Regions from separate parts of the Homo sapiens genome. Here regions 2 and 3 are each linked to region 1. The links are chromatin loops, found by intact Hi-C in ENCODE. Cell type or tissue: ascending aorta. All regions are shown on one strand.

What was found. Hi-C counts contacts between places; a loop is a spot of excess contacts. Peaks named below come from ENCODE experiments on the same cell type or tissue, not always from the same donor. Only the 100,000 strongest peaks of a DNase experiment are listed, where the experiment ranks them.
Region 2: it touches region 1 in a loop (6-fold over the local background); 33 of 110 quality-filtered maps call a loop at or near these places.
Region 3: it touches region 1 in a loop (6-fold over the local background); 69 of 110 quality-filtered maps call a loop at or near these places.

Annotation. Positions count from the first base shown.
Region 1 is chr9:113,803,110-113,811,109 of GRCh38, forward strand. No RefSeq gene overlaps it. Among named protein-coding and RNA genes, the nearest start is that of ZNF618, 69 kb to the right of the region's middle. In ascending aorta, a CTCF peak has its summit at 4,437 (motif pointing right); DNase peaks (open chromatin) are centred at 4,702, 5,467 and 5,702; H3K4me3 peaks cover 547 bases; H3K27ac peaks cover 957 bases.
Region 2 is chr9:113,959,545-113,967,544 of GRCh38, forward strand. The region is part of intron 1 of ZNF618 (zinc finger protein 618); the gene reads left to right. Among named protein-coding and RNA genes, the nearest start is that of ZNF618, 87 kb to the left of the region's middle. RefSeq lists enhancers at 4,473-4,973, 4,612-5,989. In ascending aorta, a CTCF peak has its summit at 3,686 (motif pointing left); DNase peaks (open chromatin) are centred at 3,665 and 7,038.
Region 3 is chr9:114,029,878-114,037,877 of GRCh38, forward strand. ZNF618 (zinc finger protein 618) reads left to right here. Exons shown (of 15, transcript NM_001318042.2): 12 at 2,768-2,851; 13 at 6,423-6,500. Among named protein-coding and RNA genes, the nearest start is that of AMBP, 44 kb to the right of the region's middle. In ascending aorta, a CTCF peak has its summit at 3,694 (motif pointing left); DNase peaks (open chromatin) are centred at 2,754, 3,724, 4,864 and 5,554; H3K27ac peaks cover 1,913 bases.

The sequences.
Region 1 (8,000 bases):
GAAAGTAATAAAGAGAATGGGAGAAAATATTTACAAATCATATATCTGATAAGAGACTTTTATACAGAATATATAAAGAAATATTACAATTCAATCAAAAAACAAATAATTAAAAATTGGATTTATAATCAAATATCAAAAGATTTAAATGTGCATTTCTCCATGGAAGATATACAAATGACTGATAAGTACGTGAAAAGACATTCATCATTAATCACTCAGGAAATGCAAATCAAAACCACAAGGAGATAGCACTTCATGTCCACTAGGATGGCCATAGTCCAGAAGATGGTCATTAACAGGCATTGGCAAAGACGTGAAGAAATTGGAAGCTTCATTGGTTGCCGGTAGGTACAATGTCGCAGTCACTTTGGAAAACGGTATCACAGTTCTTCAAAAGGCTATGCATAGAGTTACTACATAACCCAGCAATTCCACTCCCCATTTCAAAAGAATTTAAACCATATGTGTACACAAAAACATCTCCATAAATGTTCATAACAGCGCTGTTCATAATAGACAAAAAAAAAAAAAAAAAAAGGAAAACCTCAAATGTCCATCGACTGATCATTGGATAAAGCAAGACGTATTTTATCCACATGATTGAATACTATTCAGCCATAAAATGCAATAAAGTACTGATCACATGCTACGACACGGATACACCTTGAAAACATCATGTTATATGAAAGAAACCAGTCACGAAAGGCCACATATTATACGATTCCATTTATATGCAATGTCTAGATTTGAAATCTCTATATAGACAGAAAGTGGATTAGCGGTAGCCAGGGGTTGGGAGAATGGGGAATTGGGAGTGACTGTTCAGGTATGTAAAGTTTCTTCATGGGTGATGAAAATATCCTGAAATTAGATAATGGTATGATTGCACAACTTGGTGACTATACAGGCCAGGCACTGTGGCTCGTGTCTGCAGTCCCAATTCTTTGGGAGGGCAAGGCAGGAGGATGGCTTGAGGCCAGGAGTTCAAGACCAGCATGGGCAACATAGCAAGACTCCATCTCTACAAAAAAATACAAAAAAAAAAAAAAAAAAAGCCGGGTGTGGTGGCACATACCTATAGTCCTAGCTACTCAGGAGGCTGAGGCAGGAGGATCACTTGACCCCAGGAGTTTGAGGTTACAGTGAGCTATGATTGTGCCACTGCACTCCAGCCTGGGTGACAGAGCAAGACCCGTCTCTAAAAAAAAAAAAAACAAAAACAAAACTTAGTGAATATGAGACAGGAATGGCACTAGATAGTCACAGGAGGGTGTAAAAACCCAGACAACAGCTAAAACAGGAACTAGGCAAAGAAACCACAGGATAACAGAAAACACAAAATAAAGGAGAGAAAATGGGCATAACTCTTCTGGGCAAACCCAAATAAGGGAGAAACGGAGAGGAAAACGGGGTTCCTGACATTCCCTTGTTTTCTAGAATACCTAATAATTATTCCATCCTCTAATTAAAGAAACACCCATAAAATTAAAAAACCCAACGCCATTGCTCATGACTTGTTCTCACACGTCCACCTGCACTTCTCTCTTAAGTGTGTACTTTCCCTTTGCAATAAAAGCTTCTTGCCTTTCGATTCATTCTGACTTATCCCTGAAATTTTTCTCGACACTAGCGGAGGCTGGGGTCTCACTGGCATTCAGGGACCCTCCTGAGCCCTCCGGAAACAAATATACTAAAACCACTGACTTATACACTTTAAAAAGGTGAATTGATGGTATGTGCATTATATCTCAATAAGGCTCTTATTTTTTATTTATTTATTTATTTTTTTGAGAAGGAGTTTTGCTCTTGTTGCCCAGGCTGGAGTGCAATGGCGCAATCTCGGCTCACTGCAACCTCCGCCTCCTGGGTTCAAGTGATTCTTCTGCCTCAGCCTCCCGAGTAGCTGGGATTACAGGCATGCGCCACCACGCCCGGTTGATTATTTTTAGTAGAAGCGGGGTTTCTCCATGTTGGTCAGGCTGGTCTCGAACTCCCAACCTCAGGTGATCTGCCTGCCTCAGCCTCCCAAAGTGCTGGGATTACAGGCGTGAGCCACTGCGCCTGGCAAGGCTCTTATTTTTTAAAGTAGTGTCAAACACCTACCACACAGAGTCATTGTGGGGCTGATGTGAATTACTTCGTCTAAAGCCCCTGGCACAGTTTGAGGCACACAGTAAGTACTGAGTAAGTCTTAGTTTTCTTTCCTTTCCAAATAAAAACTCCCTAACTCCCCTGCCTCTCCTCCACCATCACCAACCCTTTTTCAGCAATTCCACCCTGGTTTCTAAGGCAGAACTTTGAGGCATTCCATAAAGAAGGCTGTGCTGCACTTGGCTACCCACAGAGCAGCCAGGGTCATTCTTAAGATGGCTAGTCTGGTCTTCCTAATATTAATAAGATATTCATTTCCCTAAGAATGCATCAACCTCTGTAGCCATCCTGGAAACATGGGAGGGGGCTAATGCAGCTCTATTAATCCAAGCAGGCCTCACATCCACTTTGATTCAAAGGCTTCATTCTGATCAGTTTCCACAAAAGGGATGGTTTATTAGTCGGTGATGACAGGTGAAGTGAACTCAGGTACTGAGCGTTTGGCTAAGGATGACAACGAGGCTATTTTAAGTCATTGAAGTTCAAGGGTATCTGTCTCAGCGCCTTTGTTTAAATTGATTTGCAGTCCTGATCGCTTGACCTTGCTGCATAAAATAGTTTCTAAGGGGAAAAATATAAGAGCGCAATTCTAACCAAGGGAACAGATGTGTCCCAGCTTGCCCACCCTGCCTCACACCAGCCAAACCTACCCACCCCGCTGACCTTGAATGTGGGTGCGGATGGTGACATGGTCATCATGCAGCAGGAACAGGAAGGAGCAGAGAATGGCCCAGCAGAATGCTCCAGCCATCTGAGTGGGGAAGGCCCAGAAAAGGGGAGGATTGCCCAAGGTTGGGAAATGAATCAGTGACAAAATTAGGATTTTAATCCAGGTCGGTGCAACTCAGACTTCTCCTCTCAATTCCTATTTAAAAAAATGTTTAATATTTATTAAGTGCTTACCACGTTCCAGGCACTCTCTAATGCTTTATGTATATTAGCCCATTTAATTTATACAACAGCCAACAAGAAACAATTATGGATGTTTTTGTTTTACAGATGAAGAAACAGAGAATCCCCATTTTATAGGCAGCTTATTGGGGTGTCCAACCGTTTGGCTTTCCTGGGCCACACTGGAAGAAGAAGAATTGTCTTGGGCCACAGATAAAATACACTAACCCTAACGATAACTGATGAGCTGAAAAAAAAATCACAAAAATATCTCATAATGTTTTAAGAAAGTTTATGAATTTGTGTTGGGCTGCATTCAGAGCCGTCCTGGGCCATGTGCAGCCTGTGGGCCGGGGGTTGGACAAGCTTGGCTTAAGTAATTTGCCCAAGGTCACAGGGCGAGTAAGATGGCAGAGATGGAATTTGAACCCCTTGGAGTAGGACACTACAACCAGCCTCTCAGCCACCACCCATTCCATCTCTATTTGTTTATTGCTTTGTGAAAGAAAACAGGTCTAAGCAAGGGTCTTGCCAGATCTAAGCAAGACAGTTTGGCTGTCTACATGGACCAAGTTAGCCTGGTTATTGTCACATCCCCCAAGCACTTCATAATGGTCATATAATATTTACTTATTTTTTTTTAGATGGAGTTTCACTCTTTTTGCCCAGGCTGGAGCGCAGTGGCATGATCTTGGCTCACTGCAGCCTCCACCTCCTGAGTAGTTGTGATTACAGGTATGTGCCACCACACCCAGCTAATTTTGTATTTTTAGTAGAGCTGGGATTTCACCATGTTGGTCAGGCTGGTCTCGAACTCCTGACTTCAGGTGATCCGCTGGCCTCAGCCTCCCAAAGTGCTGGGATTACACGCTTGAGCCACTGCTCCTAGCCACATCATTTCTCGAAATCAGTCCTCTACCTAGGTCTTCTGGAGTGCCCGAAGCAGCACTGATTAACCAGTAAGAAACGTGCTGCACCTGACAGTATTTCTTGGCGACATCCAAACAAGCTACCCCACCCCACTTCCCTCTGACCAGTCTAAGATGTGCATCTCCAATCCACTCTTTCAGCCTTTAGCCTGCTGGAGGTAAAGCCTGTGGCTAAATCCAGCCTGCTGGGGATTGCTACTTGTAATGGGCAGAAGGAGCACTGGATTGGGAATCTGGGCATCCATGTGAAAATCCTGTGTGTCCTTGAGTGAGTGGCTTAACCTCTCTGGCCCTCAATTTTCTCATATGTAAGATGGATTTAAGAATACTTGCTTTTCTCTCACGGTTGTTCTGAGGATTAAGAGAACTTGCCTGTCATGGGTGGATTTTGAACCATGGAAAGGATCATGCATTTAGGAGATACTCCGAAAACAGAGCCCTCTTCCAAGTGACGAGGTGTAATGAGAGAGAGTGACCAGTAGGTGGCAGTGCTTCAAAGCAGCCTGTGGGATCCCAGAAGGAACTTCCTATTAACCCTTCCTCATTAGGCGGATAGAACCTTAGCCCCCAACCCCCAGCACACCCCGGTAAAGGTCATCGTGAAGCTCAGATTGCAGAAGTGCCACTTCCAAGGTTCCACGACGACACAGTGGCAGAGGCAGGATCAGACTCTGGTTGGGGTGGTCTCTGCATGTCTCCCTTCATTCAACCCCTATTTATTAGGTTCCTAGGCGGCGCAGAGACTCACGTTAGACCTTCCTGTGAAGGGGGAAGGTCTGCTCCAGCCTGGGGGGTTTACAGGCCATTGGACCTCCACACCTAGAGTCCCCCATTGCTTCCTGGCCCTCACTCACGGGGATGAGCACTCACACAAAACTCAACCAAAGCTGGACACCTGCCAGCGGGAGGTAATGGGCAGCAGATGGATTAGCGACCAGGAGATCTAGTTCTAACCCGTTTCACCTCTAGCTTGCTCTGTGACGTTGGCCAAGGCCCTCATTAGTAGGTCATGAAATCAATTTAGTGGATGTTGAATTGGGGAGAAAAGGAATTTAAAAAATACTAGCATATCTCTCTGTATCTGCCACAGTACAGGTAAACATTTTTTTTAATTCTGCTTTTATGCACACACACACACCCTGATATAAAAGGCATTTCACCTTGTGCACCACAGTCTCATAGTTCTGGGAACAACGTGTGAGAGACTCAAATTCTGCATCCTGAGATCCAACGTCTCCTCTCCCCCATCTTCACATCTACAAGCCGACCCCAAGCTGCCCAGGAATCCCTATCTGGGTATATTCCTACAGTTCGCTGCTTCAGCAGTGGGAAAGTTCTTATAAGCTGATGATGCACAAGATACCATCTTATCCTCAGTGCAGTCACGCAGGGTAGATATTCCCCCATCTACAGATGAGAAAACTGAGTCTTAGGTCCCACAGCCAGCATGTGCTAGAGGCAGGACTTGCCTCTCAGGGTCAGCCTCACCCTGGGAAGTTGCTGACTCCACTGACTCCTGCTGCCTTGAACACACAGGGCCCAGAGGCCACTTCTCCTAGGAAAAGAAACAACCGCTTACGGGTGCTTCCATTTCTCTTATTCCAAGTCACTTTTATTTTCTCTCTCTCTTTCAAGTTTGATTGAATTTACACTTAATGAATCCAACTTTATCATTTAGGGGATGTTGGAGCAATAAGACTTGGCAAGGCATGAGTGATGATGCAATAAGTTCTGCTGGGAGCCGGGAGCCATCCTGCTCCCTCCCTTGAGTGATGGCTGTGTGACTCAGGCCCTAAGAAAGCCACCACACTCCCCGAAAGGAGCAAGACTAGGTGGAGATGGGGTCATGTTACTTAGGCCAAGGACTCAGAACAGGTCTTTTAGATTAGGATGGGTGGACAGGGGTGGGAAATGGAGGGTCAGCAAGATGGGAGAAGTAGAAGCCAAGGCTGCCAGTGAGCTGCTTGCTCTATGGCCTTGGGTAAAAAGTGACTTTACCTCTCTGATCCTCAGTTCCTCCATCTGTAAAATGGGGCAATGGCCCAAAGATGTTGTTTTGTAAATTGTAGAAGGAGGCTCATGCTCTTATCAGAATTTCAAAGGTGGAAGATTGACAGCAAAATAAGCTGCCTGGAAGTCCATGTCATTTCCCTTTACTGGCTGAATGATGATAAAGGACAGTTCCTCTATCCGAGCCCCGCACACGTGTAAGGCTGGTGCAAGTGCCTCTGGGCAGGACGGAGGGTAACATCTTTGATGAGGAAATAAAATGAAAAAATAAAAATTAAAGTGAGATTTTACTTTGGTTAATAAAAACGAGGCACGCACAGAAAAGAAGTGGCTGGGTGAATGTGCCCAAAATGTTCACATTCAGGGGCAGAATTTATTTTCCTCCTGATTTTTATCTGGATTTTCTAAACTTTTTTTTTAAAAGATGAAAACACACAGATGGGTGAATGAGCTATAAATGTAGCATTTAATGATGAAGTGGATATTTATGTAACTACCCTCATTGCCGTTCCTTAGAAGCCTCTCACTTGATCTTAGCCAAAAGGCCAAGAAGCGATCCTTAGAAGCCTCTCACCGAAACCTTTTCCACTCCCTGGAAGGCAGCTTTTTCCTATCATCTCTTTTTATTTTTCATGGTTTTACTACCTAAGTAGGCATCCCTAAAGAATAGTTTGAGTTTGCCTATTTTTGAAATGTATGTAAATGAAATCGTACTGGATGTATTTTGTGGGGGTGTGTATGTATCTTTAAAGTTAACATTACGGTTTTAAAATGCATTTTTGTTGCATGTGACTATAGTTGGTGCATTTTTTTTTTTTTTTGAGATAGAGTCTTGCTCTGTTGCCCAGGCTGGAGTACATGGCATGATCTCGGCTCACTGCAACCTCCACCTTCTGGGTTCAAGTGATTCTCCTGCCTCAGCCTCCTTTAGTAGCTGGGACTACAGGCATACGCCACCACACCTAATTTTTGTATTTTTAGTAGAGACGGGGTTTCACCATATTGACCAGGCTGGTGTCGAACTACTGACCTCAGGTGATCTGCCCACCTCAGCCTCCCAAGGTGGTGGGATTACAGGTGTGAGCCACCTCGCCTGGCCAGTTTGTGCATTTTTTGATGTTGTGTAGTAATACATTCTATGTCTATACCACAATGTATCTACCTGTTCTACTGTTGGTGGACATCTGGTTGTTTATGTGTAGTTTCTAATTTTTCTACAATGAACACATTATTACAGCTAAAGTGCCTGGCACATAGTAGGTGTTCAATTAAAATTTTTGAATAAATCCATGAAGAGCAACAAGCTTTGTTTGTTTTGTTTTGTTTTTAATTAAAGAAAAGTTTCAGTGGTACTAGAAAGGTTGAGACTGTGGACAAAGATAGCTCAAAGGGAGAATTTTCCAGATTTTCTGATTTTCCCTGGAGCTCAGAAGAGACACATTGGGTTAAAGCAGAAGATTGGTGGATGCCATCTCCATTACCTAAAAAAGCCTCAAGCATATTTGGGTGTCCCATTTAAAATAAGAGTAAAATAATATGGAAAATGAAGAAAAATTCCCACAGTCATAGTGTTACAGTGTGATTAGAGGAAATTAGCATTTACAGAAAGCATTGTAGCAAAGTAGGCAAAGCAATTAACTGGAGTCAGGGGAGCTAAGCTGAACTCCCAGCTCTTCCATAAACTGGCAGTGTGGCCTTGAGACAGTCATCCTAACATCTCAGAGCCTCAGTTTCCTCCTCTGTTGGATGGGGACTGATTCCTCAAGGAGCTGATCAAGTGAGATGATGTAAGTGACAGAGTTTTGTAAAGGTCTATACAAATACCAGGGTTTCGTATGAAACCATGGGGACGGAAAGCCAACCTTTTAGAAGGTCCATTTCCTGATACATAATTTTCTTACTGCAAGTGAAGCACTCTGCCTTAGACAAAGGAGATACAGAAACGTGGAGATGCCTCATTTTGTCTATAAAATGGGGGGACGAGACCAATCTGAAATAAAAGTGACTACTTTTGAT
Region 2 (8,000 bases), 160 kb after region 1:
AGCCCTGCAGGGGAGGCTGCTGCCTTTACCTCTCTGCGGATTTCCCCCTTTTCCTTTATTTTTTTATTTTTATTTATTTTGAGATGAAGTTTTGCTCTCGTTGCCCAAGTTGGAGTGCAGTGACACGATCTCAGCTCACTGCAACCTCCGCCTCCCAAGTTCAAGCGATTCTCCTGCCTCAGCTTCCTGAGTAGCTGGGATTACAGGAGTCCACCACCATGCCTGGCTAATTTTTTGTATTTTTAGTAGAGACAGCGTTTCGCCATGTTGGCCAGGCTGGTCTCGACCTCCTGACCTCAGGTGATCCACCCGCCTCGGCCTCCCAAAGTGCTGGGATTACAGGCGTGAGCCACCACGCCCGGCCCCCTTCTCCTTTAAACGTCGTGACTCAGGCCTCAGGTTTGGAGGTGAATTCTTCTATTCTTCCATCTCTCCCAGGGGCCCAGGTCTGTGCATGAAGGAAACGAGGCCCTCTGCACATAATCTAAGACTGGCAGAGGTTTCTCAACAGCTGCTGCAGTTTATTTAAACAACAACAGCAACAAAAATCTGTGTTCACAGAGCAACTAATATGTGCCGGCGTCTTGCTGGGTGTTTTCCTCACATTATCTCAGTTGATCTGTGCTGCTCCCAGTAGCTCTCAGTCCTGCAGCTTTCTCTCCTCCACCACCTTCCCCAAACCGCCATCATCTCTTCCCTGGAAGGGGACAGTGGGCTCTCTGTGCTGGCTACCACCTCCAGTCTGCATACTGCAGCTCGCAATTGCTTTTGGGGTGCATATGCCTTCCAAGTCTGTCCATAAGCTTCCAGCTCCCTTAGCCTGACTTACAGGACTTACTCATTCCTGACTGTTGACAGTGATGTCAAAGACAACGATGATGATGATGAAGACTGTATTAGGGTCTGGATCCAATCTGCATGGCTGCCTATCAGAGAGAGAAGAATCCACCTGTACCTGGAAACTCACAAGAAGCAGACAAGACCCACACTGGTTCCATTCCAGACAGGAATGATTTATGTTTTAACACTGGACCTCAGAGAGCCAGGGCTTGAGAAAGACATAAAAGGTATCATAACTGAGAGGCGTAAAGAAAGTGGTCATTTTCCCTGGCTTTCCCTTGTAGTTGGAAACTTGGCCAGTCAATCACAATGTCTCTGGGGCCTCCTGCGGAGAAGATGCCTAGACCTGGTTTGGGGACGGTCTTCACATTTCTGTTCCATGGAGCATTGTGGCCACTCTGCAGCAAATGAAAAGGGGAAAGATCAAACCATTGTTCCTTCCCCTTCAGAGCTGGAAGCTACCAAGTCCAGAGGGAGGCGTGGGCTCTGGCCTTGGGGTCTAGTCAGGAACTCCTTGTGTGAGCCTGTGCATGTTGGGTGGGTTGGGCCCTTCCTTCATTGGTGAAGCCTTCAGAGAAGGCTACAACCCAGCGAAGTTCACGGGCCTTGGTTTCCCAGCTGGGCAAGGTGGTGCCCTTTTCTTCACTGCCCTGCACGAGGTGCATGTCGCTCCCTGCCATCCAGCCTGTGTTAGCTTTACCTGCATCTACAGTTTTATTCCCCCTGTCGAGTGTGAGCTCTGTGCTTCCTATTCCAGTATCCCTCTTCATAGAAGCTCTTCCTGACCCTGAAGTCTGTTGGATCCTCTTGTCAAAGATGCTGACGGAACCCAGACTTTTCCCTTCAGAGCACGTATCTCAGGTGGTAATTATAAACTGATTGATTGAAGCCATTAAGTCATCAATGCCTGTCCCCTTCACTGTTCTTGTTGCTGTTGTGTCCCCAGTAATTATTTTAGTTCCCAGCCCATAGTAGGCATTTACATCATAATACATAGTGGTATTTGGGCGAATGAATAAGGAACCAGGTCTGATTCATCTTCGTATCCTCCACCGGCCAAGGCCTTGCCCAGAATCAAACATCTAATAGGAACTTCATAAATATTTATGGAAAAATGGCACAAACTCATGTGAGTTCCAGCTCTTTCAGGCCAGGGTCTTCTCTGGCAGCCTCTTGCCACTCCTCAAGCGTGGAACCTAGGGCAGTCAGTGGCTTTGAGTTACCGTGTTCAGTTGGGAAAGAAAACACAAAAACCAAGTACAATGTGTTAGATACATACCACTGAATGTGATCTAAGAGGCAAGGACTAATTAGAGAATTTATCATATATTTGGTTTCCAGGAACAGAATCCTCTTTGTAACTTGCAAAGCTCTTTATAACTTTTTCAGCATTGGCCCTGGCACTTTTAAATGGCATTTTTTAGGGACACCTGGTGAATAAATGCTGGAGCTGCCTGTGCCTGAGTTGGAGCTCTGTAGCTAGACAGAAAAACAGTTCATCCATATGGTTTGGGGCTAAGTTTTATCCATTGGTTCCATAGGGGAAGGGCCAAATATATAGAGGAAATGGCTGTGGACTTGGGGTGAGAAGATGTGTGAACCTTGGCCAAGCCACTGGCGGTGGTATGACCTTGGATAAGTCACTTAGCCCCTCCACGTGCTTGGTTAATTCTTGGTCAAAGAGGGATATTTAAACCACAGTGTTTTCCCTGCAGGGTTACTGGGAGGATCTCATTCGGCGTAACTTATCTGTAAAGTACTGTGCTGATGGTTAGTATTCTCATGTGTGGGAGAGATGCAACTCCATTTTTCTTGGTGCTAAGGCCCATGATTTTTGGAATCTTCCTTGACTCTTTCTTTATGTCATACCCCACATCTAATTTACCAGCACCAACCAGTATATTCAGAACTCAACCTTTCCTCACCCTCTTCAGTCCCTGCCACCATCATCTTTTCCCTGGACTGCTCCGTAGCCCTGCCAGCCTTCTGTTTCCCCCCTGGCCTCATGGTCTCCTTTCAACACAGCAACCAGAGTGATCTTTCTAAAATGTAAGTCAAAGTATGTCACTTTGCCAAAACCTTCTAGTGGCTTTCCAGAGTAGAAGCCAAGGCTCTTCGGTGGCCTGCAAGGCTCTGCATGAGCTGACCTCCCATGATCTCTCCTCCTCTTGTCCTCATGTACTCTGCCCCAGGTATCCTGACATTCTTGCTGTTTGCCAAGCACACCAGGCATGCTCCTGTCCTGGGGTCATTTGCACTGGCATCCACTTTGCCCCAGACACCACATGGCCAACTCTCTCACCCTCTTACAGTGTTCACCCAATGATGCCTACCCAACTACCCTACTTAAAATTGCAGCCTGTGGCTCCTCCCTTGTCCCCAGCATTCCTGACCACCCTATCCTTCCCTGTTCATGACTCCCCCGCCTCCCCCACACACCATAGAACTGATTACTTTCAAGCATGCTATATGTTTTACTTATTTATTACGCCTAATGTTAGCGTCTCCCCCCACTTGAATGTAATTGCCACAAGGGTATAGATATATCCCAACTGCCTAAAATGATGTCTGGCATGTAGAAGGAGCTTGATAAATGTTTGTTGGATGAATGAGTGAATTTTCCTTATTTGAGTCTTGTGCCTCAGTGGAGGAGACAGAAAGTTACATGTTAAGTTTTGGGGATTCACTGGCTTTTGGAAAGGAAATAGATATATAAATAAAGCTTGAGTTGTTTCAGACCAACTGTCCTCTAAATATTAGGGGACATAGAATCATCCTCTGGGCAGGTCCTGGGTTGGTGGGTGCTTCTTGCAAGCGCAGTGCCCCCTGCAGGCCTCCAGGTTAAATGCACTTGGTTGCACCCACTGCCGAGGTCACATATCTTCCTGCAAGGTTAATTGTACCAGCTGGTCGTTTAAAACAATGTTGATGTTTGTACTAACATATAAAAATATATGAAATATGTATTATGGTGTCGTATGTATTTGGTAGTTTGAATGTAATATTCAAATGTATTGGTAAGAATTAGTAAGCTACAAGACTTCAAAGGGCATTTGAGCATGCAGAGAAACTCCCATTTCTCTCTGGGTTCATGTTCATGCTTCCCTTCCATAAGGGTGCAGAGAAGCCTGAAAAATACTGACCACTGGGCATTCAAAATTGTCCCCTAGTGGATTTGACGTCATCCACCCAGAGCCCAGCAGAGTACTTGCCACATAGTAGGTTTCCAAGAACTATCTGCTGAGTGAATAAAGGAATGATTAATTATTTGAGGTCAATTGATATATTTCATTCAAGCATGATTGCCAATGCACCATTCATCTAAGCAACCTCATTGTCAGTATTTTTTTGAGAAACAATCATAATTAACAGATTCAACTATATTTGCCGAGTATTTGCCCTGTGCCAGGCCCTGAGCTGGGTGCTGGTGACATGGTCATGTGTGGGATGTGGCCTTTGGAGGAGGGGCAGCACACACCCTGGGGGGTGACAGACGCTTCAGGAACTGCAGCCCCAGTCCCAGTCCCGTAGAGTTGGTTGATGTCTGCGTGTCAGCAGTGTTGGGAAAACAATGAACAGGGACAAATTAAATCTAGCTGGGGGAGGAGGGAGCCATTCAATTCTCTAGAGACCAAGTAATTTTTGAGTTGCGGTGGGGGAGGAAAAGGCAAAATCCTAATTATAGCACTGTGAAAATGTGCTGCGCCAGGTCCATCTTGAGCTTGGCTAGCTGAGGCGCCATCTTGGAAATGCCCCCTCCAAGATGGCGGCCCCCTTCTAACCTCACAGAGCTAGGGGGACTGTGAGGCCCCCACATTTGTGGCAGCACCTCAGCCTCCCCGAGCCTCAGGCTCGGTTCTCTTATCGAAGAAAGGCATTTCATTCTTCGAGATCAGGCAGCCAGGACCTAAGGAGCTGTTTTTCCTCCATTGTGCAAGCATGACAAATCATTAATTTTTGATTGATTTGCTTAGAATTATGGGCGCCCCAGCATTCTTTCCGCCGCTGAACAGCTGTATAACAAATGAATATATCAGTGAGCACAAAAGATTGGAGATCTAAGAGAAGCAATTACATTGGCCACCCTCCCCCACCCTCACCGCTTCCCGGGCAATGAAGGGAGGAAATTTTTACCAGAAATTCCTCAAGTGGCTTAAAAAAAAAAATGCCATTTTATAATTGAATTAAATCTTTATCTCTTCATCTTTTGCAGCAGGTTTTTCCAAACACACAGCGGTTCCCCACGTGCTTGGGTTCTATCCATCCAGGAGGAATCTTTAATAATGAAATTTCAACTTGTGAGAATTAAAACCAAAATGAAAAAAAGGAAAAAAAGAAAAGAGCAAATTCTACCCCTCCTTTCTGCTTTTTTTTTTTTTTTTTTTTTTGGTTGCTGCTATTCCTTTAAGATTTTGGAACCGTACCAGTGCACTAAATGTGACCTCCATAACTTTTAAATTAAGAATTTATGCTGGCTTGAAATTTATGAAATATTTCAGCATGAAAGAAAGCCTTTTTCCCTCAGGAAAATTGAGCAATAAATCACAGCACTGTGGATTTACTGCCCTAGAGCCAGCGAGAGATAGGATTTTTTTTTTTTTTTGCTTCATTCTGAAAAAAAAAAAAATGTAATCATATAAGACAGCTTAGCTGCTATCCTCCCACTCTCTAGAATTTTTAATTTCAGCTGTTTCTGCTTGGATTTATTTCCAATATTCCTGCTCGGCTTTTCAATTTCCTCAGTTATTAAATTTTAATTCAGTGCATTAGCATTTAAATTAAAAAAGGGTTTATTTTATCGAAATCGTTGGCCAGCCCCCATCCTGGAGCACACGAATTGCCTGTTTCTGCCATTTGCACAAAATGTGAAATGCAGCTAATGTCTTACAACTTACATTTGCACAAATTTAGAAATAAAATTTCTGGGTTTGGAATAATATTTTCTTTCCAAGAAAACCCTTAATAAGAGAATGGAAAAGAACAACTTCACATTCATTTGGGAGGGAAGAGGAGGGTCGAATGAAACCAAAAATAGCCTTGCCCAGGTCCTGAGGGGAAACTGGTGAATAAGGAATGGGTGGGGCTGGGAAGAGGGGACAGGCACCCTTATTCGGGGCTGGAGGGCTTAGATACACCTTCACCCCAGCTTTACGAGAGTGAGAAGGAGGATCTCACTGGGGTCCTCCTTATTTTATTTGTCATAGAGGAGTCTGGTTTTAAGGTTGGGTCAACTCCACATGGAGTGGGGGAGATGACCTGATTTAACCTCCTTCTCCGCCCCCATTTTTTACCTATGGAGAATCTCAGGTGCAGAGAAAGGAACGAGCTTGTCTGAGGTTCAAAATGAGACTCAGAGCCAGGGAAACAAGCTACATCCTTAAGGAGCACACAGTCCAGTGGCGGAAGATGGTGGAACAACAGCAGCTGCAGTGGGAGTTTCCATTACCTGAGTAATGACTATGTATACCAGGGCTGCGCTTAGTACTTTAGTGACATTACTGTCATTCTGGCTGCACCGTTGGAGAAGGCCTTCGGGCTGTGTGGTCTGGTGGCCACTCATGAGATGCCGACTTGCAGCTTGGGATTCGGGGAAGGCCTTGAGGCAGAAGACCCATGGTCCACCCCAGGCTGGCTCTGCGACTCGTTCATCTTATACATATCATTCTGTTTTTCTGTGCCTCAGTTTCCTAGACCCAATAAATAGTGGCCTCTATAACTATAGGGTTGTCAGTGATTATTTTCATTATTATAGCCAAGCACTCACTAAGTACTTTTACATGCTATTACATGTTTTACCTTATTTAAGCTATCTCAAGTCCCAAGCCAGTCCCGTGAAGTAGGTCCTGTGATGAGCATCTTGCCATTTTGCAGAGGGAGAAATCGAGGCCTTGGAAATACGTGTGACTTGCTGAAGATCGCAGAGCTAGAAAACGGCAAAACCAGGCCTTGAACTCCGATGTTCTAACTCTAAACTCTGTTCTCTTAAGCTTCGGTTCAAATTGAGACTCAGGTCAGTTTGCACAGGGTACAGATGAGTTTGCTGTTTAGGTTGAATCATATGAAACTGCTGGTGTTAGAACATTTTGGCCTCAGCACATGGCAATGTCAGAGGTTCAGCTTAATCCACTTGGAAGGAATGGCTGTGATGTATTTGTAAGGACAGACCACACCGGCCTGGCGTGTATGGAACTCCACCCTGGGAGTTGGTGTTCCCAACACAGTGGACTTTGGCTCTGTCGTCATGGTGTAGCTGGACTCGGCCAGGCCCACACGCTGTGATTGCCAGGTGCTGTGATACTGACACATGTGTCTTGGACATCTCCCACTGAATCCATTGTCCATCCATATTCCAATGAAGCAACTCTCATCTGCCACCATCTGAACATCCCACACCCTGCCCAGGTAGAACTCTCCTCTAGTTGCCCCAGTTTCCCAGCAGCACCACCTGAGTCTCTGCAAAAGTATTTGACAATTCTTTGAATATTTTTAGCACTTTCTCTTTGTTTTATGAAAATGGGTGGAAAACAGAAATGCATGCAGCTACCAGTAACACGAAGCTGAAGTATCATTCACTCAATAAAAGAGAAACAAAGGTGGAGATTATTAGGCATGCTGAAAACAGAGACTCTTATCCCACACTCTGTCACGTGTTTGCTGCACTTGAGCTGGTCAACTCTGTGTGAAATTGTGAAGGAAAAGGACAAAAATGACAACTTTAAAAGTGTGTGTGACAAGCTAAAAATACACGCACAGAATTAAGTCTGAAAGGCGAGAGATCCATTTGGGAGTTAACCATTTTTTTAAGATCTCTGGGGCAGAATTTCCACCCGTACCACTTCTGCTGCTTATGATACAAACATTCAAACAAATTCAGCCTGTTTGCTTTGCATACAAGTTTTGAGGAATGCAAGATGTTGGAAAGAGGCTGTAATTGATCTGTTCTTTTGCTCCCAGTGAAATGATATGCAAACCATTTTCTGCTTTCTTGTTTCTTCTGTTGAAATAATACATGGGCAGCTCATTAATTTCTTCCTCCCCGACCTCACATTTCTCCCTCCCTATTCGTCCTTAACCTTGCCCTTTCCCTTGTGTGGGAAACAGGAGCTGTTTGATGTCACCCCATTTCCCAATTGGCTCTCCTGAATGTCGGTGGGAAGTAA
Region 3 (8,000 bases), 230 kb after region 1:
AAAAACTGGCCAGACACACTGTGTGCTGAGGACCAGCAGTCAGGAATTCTTAGATTCACGTTTGGATGGAACCAGCCCTGGGCCACCTGCCGGGACTTGTGGGTTGTAGGGCAGAGTGATGATGTGGTGCCTCTGGGACCGCGGGCCCTTCAGTTGTCCTCAGGAGACCAAAGCCATTTCTTAAATAAATAGATGATCAAGGTGAGAACTCAGGTAAAGGATCCACTTGGTTCATTCGGTGACTGACAACCCAGCCGAGTGATTAAGCCGTGCTTTCCTTTACTCCTCAGTTCAGGAGGCTAATTTTGGGCAAGGGCGTGATTCTTCGAAGATATGTTTATTGTGCTTAGATCTCCCAAAAGGAGAGTAGTCAGTCAGCCTTGAAGGTTTGAAGGTCATGGTTTTTCAGGTACCGTGTTGAGAAAAGCCAGTAGCCGTTGTGTTTTTCAACAGTAGCATAAATTAGTTAGAAGCAAATTGGTCATCACGGTCTCATTGGTGATAGATATCGGCTCCACTAAATCATGGAATCGTGGCTTTCAAATCTTGCTTTCTCTCTTGCACTTTGTGGCTGGGAGTTTTTATGCCTGCGGTTTCTGCAGAGGGCGGCCCACAGGGTGTGGTACGTGGCCGGTCTCCAGCTTCAGTGTCTCTGAGTAGGCATTCAGCAAGCTATGGGACAGGCCTCAGGCTGCCTTCATGTGCCTTGGAAGACTTGTGGGTAGGGGTCACCTCTGGATTCACCAGCTGAGCAGGTCAGAGGGCATCCGGTTGGGAGCAGGAGCCTGCATGGGAGATAAGATAGTATGTGGTTGAGGAAGAAACTGTCAGTCACCTCCTGGTCCTGGAATAAGTGGCCCTTCATGTGTGTATGGGCACGTCCCTGTATGGGATTTCACCTCTGGTGCTGCATGTTGATTTTTCAGCCAGAGGTACTTGTGGCAAGGAAAGCTATTCAAAATGTGCATTATCAGCTGAGCAGTGTAAGAGTTTGCAGCCTCAATTGTGGTAAGTTTACCAGCATGCTGGTCAGAAGTCCTCCATAGATGAGTACCAGTCACCCAACGTACACAAGGATGAAGATGGAGTAGGCAGTCACTTCTCCACACAAGGCCTTTTTCAAAAGGAAGCACCTCCCCCTAAAGTGAAGTCTGATTCTGCCGTCTTGGAGGGTTAGGAGTACATCCAACCCCAGTAACTTGACAATCTCACTCTTTCCTCTGTTTTTTCACCTGTGAAATGGGAATGACAGTGCAGCCCTCACAGGGCTTTTGGGAGAATTAGAGGGAACTTGGATGTAAAGTATCTGGTCCAGTGCCTGGTACATAGGAGGTGCTCAGCGAATGAGAGCCCCCCACCCCCACCCCTTTCCCTAGACCGAGAACAGAGGGGCCTTCTGTGCCAATTTGTAGATGCTCCCTGGGACTCTCAGCCCAGGCATTTCACAGGCACATTTTGAAGGGAGGGTTGTCCTTGTAATGTTAGCTGCAGCCTCTGCAGGAAGGAGCCTGTGTCAGGAGACGTTGTTACAGTGGGATGACAGGGGTCGGGGGGAGGTGGGAATTGGGCAGGGTCTGCAGGCACTGCCTCTGGCTTCCTTTCCCATTGTCCCCATGACCATCCGCAACCCTGGCACCCACAAACTAAGCACTTGCTCTTCCGGAGCAGGGTGGACCAGGTGAGAGTGGCATTTCCCAAAGTGCATTCTCAAGATCACCAATTTTGTGAGATATTTCAGAATCTAATGTTTTAAAAATGGGGTTCTGTGGGAACCCCTCTTATGTTTGGGGAAGGCCAGGTTAAGTAAATCTAAATGGGTCTGTTTGCGGGCAGACTTTGCGGAGCCTTTGATATCTTTGGGCAAATTGTTTCTCCTTAAGAAATGCACTGGGTCAGCTGCACATCCCAAATTGACTGGTTCCCTGAGGTCTTTATCTCTGGGATCGTCCGGCATCCCCCTCATGCCTAGAGCACCTTGGAAAAGCTGGGCTGTCTTCCAGCTCGGATCATCTGTTTCAATACCTTCTGCAGGTGGGGGTGGGGGATAAAAATTCATGGTTTTCCACCTGGTTGGACCCTATCTCTGCATTGCAGGGTTTCCAGAGAGCACTTGGAAGAGGGTGGGCCCCTCAGGTAGATGGCAGCCTGTAAGCAGAGACACCCCAGTAGTCACTCAGGGGGAACCCATCCCTTCCGCTGGGGGAACAACTGACCAGACTTTGCCTGGGTTTGGCCTCTGGGGGTGTGGGGCTACCCCTGCTCTCCCTGTCACGCCATCTGTTGCAGGATACCCTCCCTGTCACCAGGGACCACCTAGCTGATGGAGCTGGAATCACCAGAAAACATGCTGTCATCATCTATGCACTTCGGTGGGGCCCGTGGCAGCAGAATCTGACAGGGAGTGGTGGGCGGTAGATCCAATGATTTGCTGTCACGGTTGTGGCTCTCCAGGAGCCAAAGATGGGAGACTCAGGCCCATTTGCCATCTGCTCTCCTGCTGGATTTCATCTTTGTGTTTTTGGGCATGTCACTCCCCCGGCCCCCGTGCCTGGGCCTCCTGGGCCCTGCCAGGAGGGTCTCTTGGGGCCCTGCCAAGGGACTAGGCCACTCAGAGGGTCCTGGGGAGATCTGGCTTGAGGTCCTGGAGCCCTCACGAGAGCTAGTTGGCCCAGCAGAGTCCTTGGCCTTCACCCAGCCTACCCCTCCCTTGAGACCTAGTGCTGACCAATCACCATTGTTTTCTTTCTCTCTCCTGTCCCCCACCCAGCAGAAAGCGCTTTCAGTCGGAGAGTAGAAGGCAAAGCACAAAACCACTTTGAAGAGACGAACAGCAGTTCGCAGAACTCCAGCGGTGAGTGTGCCCCTTGACAGCCATCCTGTGCGGTAGCTGCCAGCTTCGCCCGCTCCCCCCTGGCAGCCGCGGCAGCATCCTGTGGGCTGGGGTCTTTGTGGTGCATTATGGATCTTGTTGGGAGGAGGCTGGGAGCAGGGAATTAGAGGGAGACCACAGAGGCAGGAGGGGCCTTTTCTTCCAGGGACATTCCTCTGAGCCTTGGGCATCAGTGGACAATGCCTCCTCTCTGTCTCCCCCATGGAGAGAGCAACACCCCTCCCCATAGCCTGCGGCATCAACTCAGCTGACCCCAGATGATTGGGCCTGAGAGAGCCACTGCTATGTTTTTAGGGTAGATGTCTCAGCCAGTTTCTTTACAGGAGAAGCAAAGGAAGTGCAGTTGAGAGAGCTCTAAGAGGCCGGGCGCCGTGGCTCACACCTGTAATCCCAGCACTTTGGGAGGCCAAGGTGGGTGGGTCACTTGAGGTCAGGAGTTCGAGACCAACCTGGCCAACATGGTGAAATCCCATCTCTACTAAAAATACAGTAGCTGTAGTCCCAGTTACTCAGGAGGCTGAGGCAGGAGAATCACTTGAACCCAGGAGGCAGAGGTTGGAATGAGCCAAGATTGCACCACTGCACTCCAGCCTGGGTGACAGAGCGAGACTCTGTCTCAAAAAGAGAGAGAGAGAGAGAGAGAGAGAGAGAGAGCTGTGAGAGCCAGAGGCTCCAAGTTCTGGTCTCATTTTGGCCCTGGAGCCACTGGAACGAAGATTCCCTTCCAGCCCCTACCTGCTCAAGTGGGTTTAAACTGAGGCTCTAGGTGGTCTCTGGCGCCCCCTGACGCCTGCCTCTTCCAGGACCGCGGCAGAGCCCTAGAATGTCCAGAGCAGCAGCCAAGGGGCCTCTCCCACCAGACCCGGGGTCAGCCTGGGGGGTGCCTGGCTGGTCACCAGCAGCCTCTGTCCGAGCAGGGCACAGCAAGCTGTTCTGTACCCTGAGAGGCAGGGCAGGAGGGGAGAGGAATTCTCACATTGTGGTTACATTAGGGGAAGGCACCCACTCACTTTCTTGCATGGTTGAAATTTAATTCACTACATATTAGGTGTCAGCCTGTGCCAGGCACTGGGCTGGGCACTACTGCCTGGGTGTGGACAGGTGACGAACACATCACAACTGTCGGGGACCCTCTGAGACAGCCAGGAGCGCAGACTTGAGTGTGGAGGCATCTGCCTAGTAACAGGAGCTCCACTTCGGGCTGTTACTCACATATGAACCCCAGCTCCACCACTTACTAGCTGGTGACTTAGGCTAGTCTCTGAATTCCTCCTCTGCTGTAAAGTGGCTTGATGAACACACACAGCCCCGTGGTGGTTGTGAACATTCAGTGAGTCCCTGGCACAGATTACATACTCAGGTGTTAGGGTTTTTTGGTGGTGATAGTTGGTCATTTTTATTTTTTAAGTAAACCAAGTGATTTGATGACTGCTTTGCGGAAGGGAATGAGGTTTTGAACAACGTAATCCACCCAACCTCTCCAAGAGGTGGGCCTGAAAGGGATGGAGTGACTTGCCCAAGGCCACACAGGAATAAGTAGTAGCGCCGGGCTGGAACCGAGGTCTCCAGATGTGCCCTGTGCTCCCAGCCAAGCCATGCTGCACCCCCATGCGTCCCCTGCCCCCAGAGCTAATATTCACAATCGGGAACGATAGCGCAAGCACTGCTGCTGCTGCTGCTGCTGTTGGCAGCCACCATTGATTGAGCGCTTACTGTGTGCCTGGCATGTGTTCAGAGCTTTATATGTCTTATCTGTCTTCCTCCTTTCCACAGCCCCATGGGGGTCAATGTTATTGTTATCCCCACTTTTTGGAGTGGGAAACTGAGGCTCAGGAGAGGTGGATTGCTGCCCTAGGTCCCCCAGATTATAAGTGGTGGAGCCAGGATTCCCCATCTAGACCATCTGGCCCCGCTGTGCTGCCTGCTGCGTTTGAGGCTTGCCAACCTCTGGCAGTGCCAGGAAGTGAGGGAGAGATGCCAGCCAGCAGGAGCCCTCCAAAGCACAGCCGCTCTTGGTGGCTGCTCTGGTGTTTGGTACCAAACATCCCCACCCTGGTGCCAGAACCTAGAAGTAGCTGCCAGCTCCCTGTCCTGAAGTGAGCTGCCATGCAAGGATGTCTTCTCACCAGTACTCATGTGTCCTCACTCTTTCAGAGTGTAGGGTGTCCCGGAGGGATGGCAGTGACTTGTCTTGCCCTGCCTGGTGGCCCCAGCACCCACAGTAAACCTTGATCCTCTGAAAGGCATGGCCTCTGTGTCAAGCCTCCCTGCAACCCCACCCCAGATTGTGAGCCTTCCTCTCGGATGCTCCCCACTCCTCTGAAAGCCCCATCTGGCTCACTGGTTATTAAGAATAAAAATTATGACTATCAGCACAGAACAGCAGAACTAGAAGAGATGGCTAAACTGTTTCTCTTTTGCAGAAACTGCAAGTCCCCTGATTTCCAACCCTTTCCCTCTCCTACAGAGTAAGTGATGGTCCCGTTGGGGGGCTGGAGAGGGCAAGGCAGGGCAGGGAAGGAACTCAGCCAGCCACGTGCTCCTGGAGCCTCCAGGCTGTGTGAGATGGGCCTTGGGCTGCCCTCCCGGGCAGACCCGGCAGCTGGTGGAGGCAGGCCGAGGTCCAGCCCTGGGCGGGTGGAGCAGTTTGGACGGGGTGGGGCAGAGCCCTGACCAGCAGCAGCCTTGGCTCTGCTGCCCCAGCCCTGGCAGGAGCTCAGGCCTTCCCATTCACGGTCGTCGGGCAGCCTCAGGACACCTCTTCCGAGCCCCATCGCAGCCGTCTTTTTCTTCTTTTCCTTGCTCTTCTTCCCACCCCTCTTTCTTTTTCCTCTTCCTTCTGTCCTTCTCCCTCTTCCTTCTCTCCTCCTCCCTCTTCTCTGCCAGGCACTGACGTGAGTGCTAAGAGTAGAGAGCTGAGTGATCCAGGCCCCTGCACCCCTTGTGCCTGTTCCTACGCGTGCCCTCCCTCACTCCTCCCTCCCTCTCCTCCCTTTCCGCATCAGATCCCCACTTCCTCCTGCTTCTCTGTGGCTTTTTCCACTTCTTACCCTTTTCCTTCTTGTTTTCCTTATGTCTGTTACCTTGGTTTTTATTCATTCATACATTCATTCATTTGTTCACTTGGCAAATAGTGACCTCATGTGGTTCCAGAGAGAGAGCTGGGGCTGTGACACCCTGAGACTCAGTCTCTGCCCCAAGAGGGCCGTTGGTCTGTTGATGTTGATGTTGTCCTCCCTACCCCCATCTCAAGTGCGCCGAACAGTGGCTGGCACGCAGTAAGCACTCAATAAATAGCTGCTCAATTGAGCTAATGGTCTCTCTCTGCATGGCTTCCTCTCTCCATCATTCCTTCACCCAGCTTCTCCCTCATGGGTCTAGTGACGGGGGAGGCAGGCAGGCTGGGCCCGGAGCCCTGAGCACAGAGACCCGGTGTGTGTTTGGGTTCCCACTTGCAAAGCTGCCTGCAGCCCAGCAGAAGGTGTCTGCGTCGGTTCCACCCCTCACGTGGCTGCCGCATTTCTCCCTCCAGAACCCTACACCTGCGGCGCCTGTGGGATCCAGTTCCAGTTCTACAACAACCTGTTGGAGCACATGCAGTCCCATGCAGGTAAGTAGGATACGGCTTCTCTCCCCCTCTCCTTCCTCAGTTCCTGCAAATTGAAGAGATGGTTAGGGCCTGACCTGAGGCCCCTGGAGAAGGCCGCTCTTTCCTGGAAAATGGTCACAGGACATGGAACCTGCTTGCAGGGAGCCCCAGTCAGTCAGTTATTAACACAGGCTGGTCTGTGCTCTGCAGGTGGGGGCGGTGGGGAGGCAGCACAGGCTCTGTGGGAACACGGAGAGGTGGGACAGAGTTGAAGAGACTTCCTGGAGGTGGTGGCCTCTTGGCTGGTCCTAAAGGCCAAGTAGGAGCTAGCCTGGAAGCGAAATGTGCAGGTGGAAATGGAACATGGTTTGAGATCAAGGTGAGCAGAGACAGAAGGTGGGGATGGAGAGACATGCAGCCCAAGGCAAGCTGGGCTAAGGCCCACCTCAGAGCAGAGTCTCATTCACTAACACCCTATGTCCCAGAATGCAGTTGCGCCCAAACCTGAGGACACATCAGAATTACCAGGAGGGCTTGCTTGAGCACAGATTTCTAGGCTCCATTGTGAATTTCTGATTCTGTAGGTCTGCAGAGGTGGGGACTAGGATTTGCATTTCTGGTAAGTCTTAAGACAGTGCTGATGCTACTGGTTCAGGGACCGCCCTTTGAGAACCACTGCTCTAGAGCTACAGGTGCAGTCATCTGCTCTCTAGGCAGCCTTTTTATTACATTTCACCACGGCATAACACAAGTCTCAGGGAGACAGTATGTGCTGGAATAAGTAAATAATTCCAAATTCTCAGTGGTTAAACATACAGACCATTTACTTCTCACCCACATTATAGCCCAATGCACATGATCTAGTTGGGTGGCTTCCACATGGTGATTCAGGGATCAAGGCTCTTTTTTCTATTGGCTCCGTCCTCCTCTAGATCTTCAGCATCCTCTCTCTTTGTGGATGGGGAGAGAGACTATGGGGCAAGCACACTTCTTTACCATTTCAGACCACAAGTGACACCTGTAAATGCTCAAATTCCAGTGTGGAGAATTAGCCACATGACCAGCCTGAACCCATGGGTGGAAGCGTGTCCAGAGCCACTGTCCCGGGACAGTTGGCCACTCTGCAAAGGGAAACGTGAGTCTGGGGAGGCAGTTAGCTGTCCCTCCACCCCTTTCCCCAGAGGAATTCTCTAGAGGCATTAGAAATAATGGGTGAGACGTGCCTGACATAATGGTGCTCAGTAATTGGTAGCTGCTGTTATTTCACCTGTTATTGTTATTGTACAAATCTTTCACATCATCTCCCAGGTCTGGCCTGACTGGCATAGAGTATTACAGGACTAGAATCTCTTTTAGGCTAAGTACTGTTCTGTTAGCGTAGTCTCTATCATTCATTCATCCATCCAGCATATATTAATTGGGTATCTGCTGTATATTAGGCATGAAATCAGATGATCTTTTTGGGGAGCCTATTATTTATTTCTAATGAACTTAAAATCAGGACAGAGCTCTGGAGTGGCA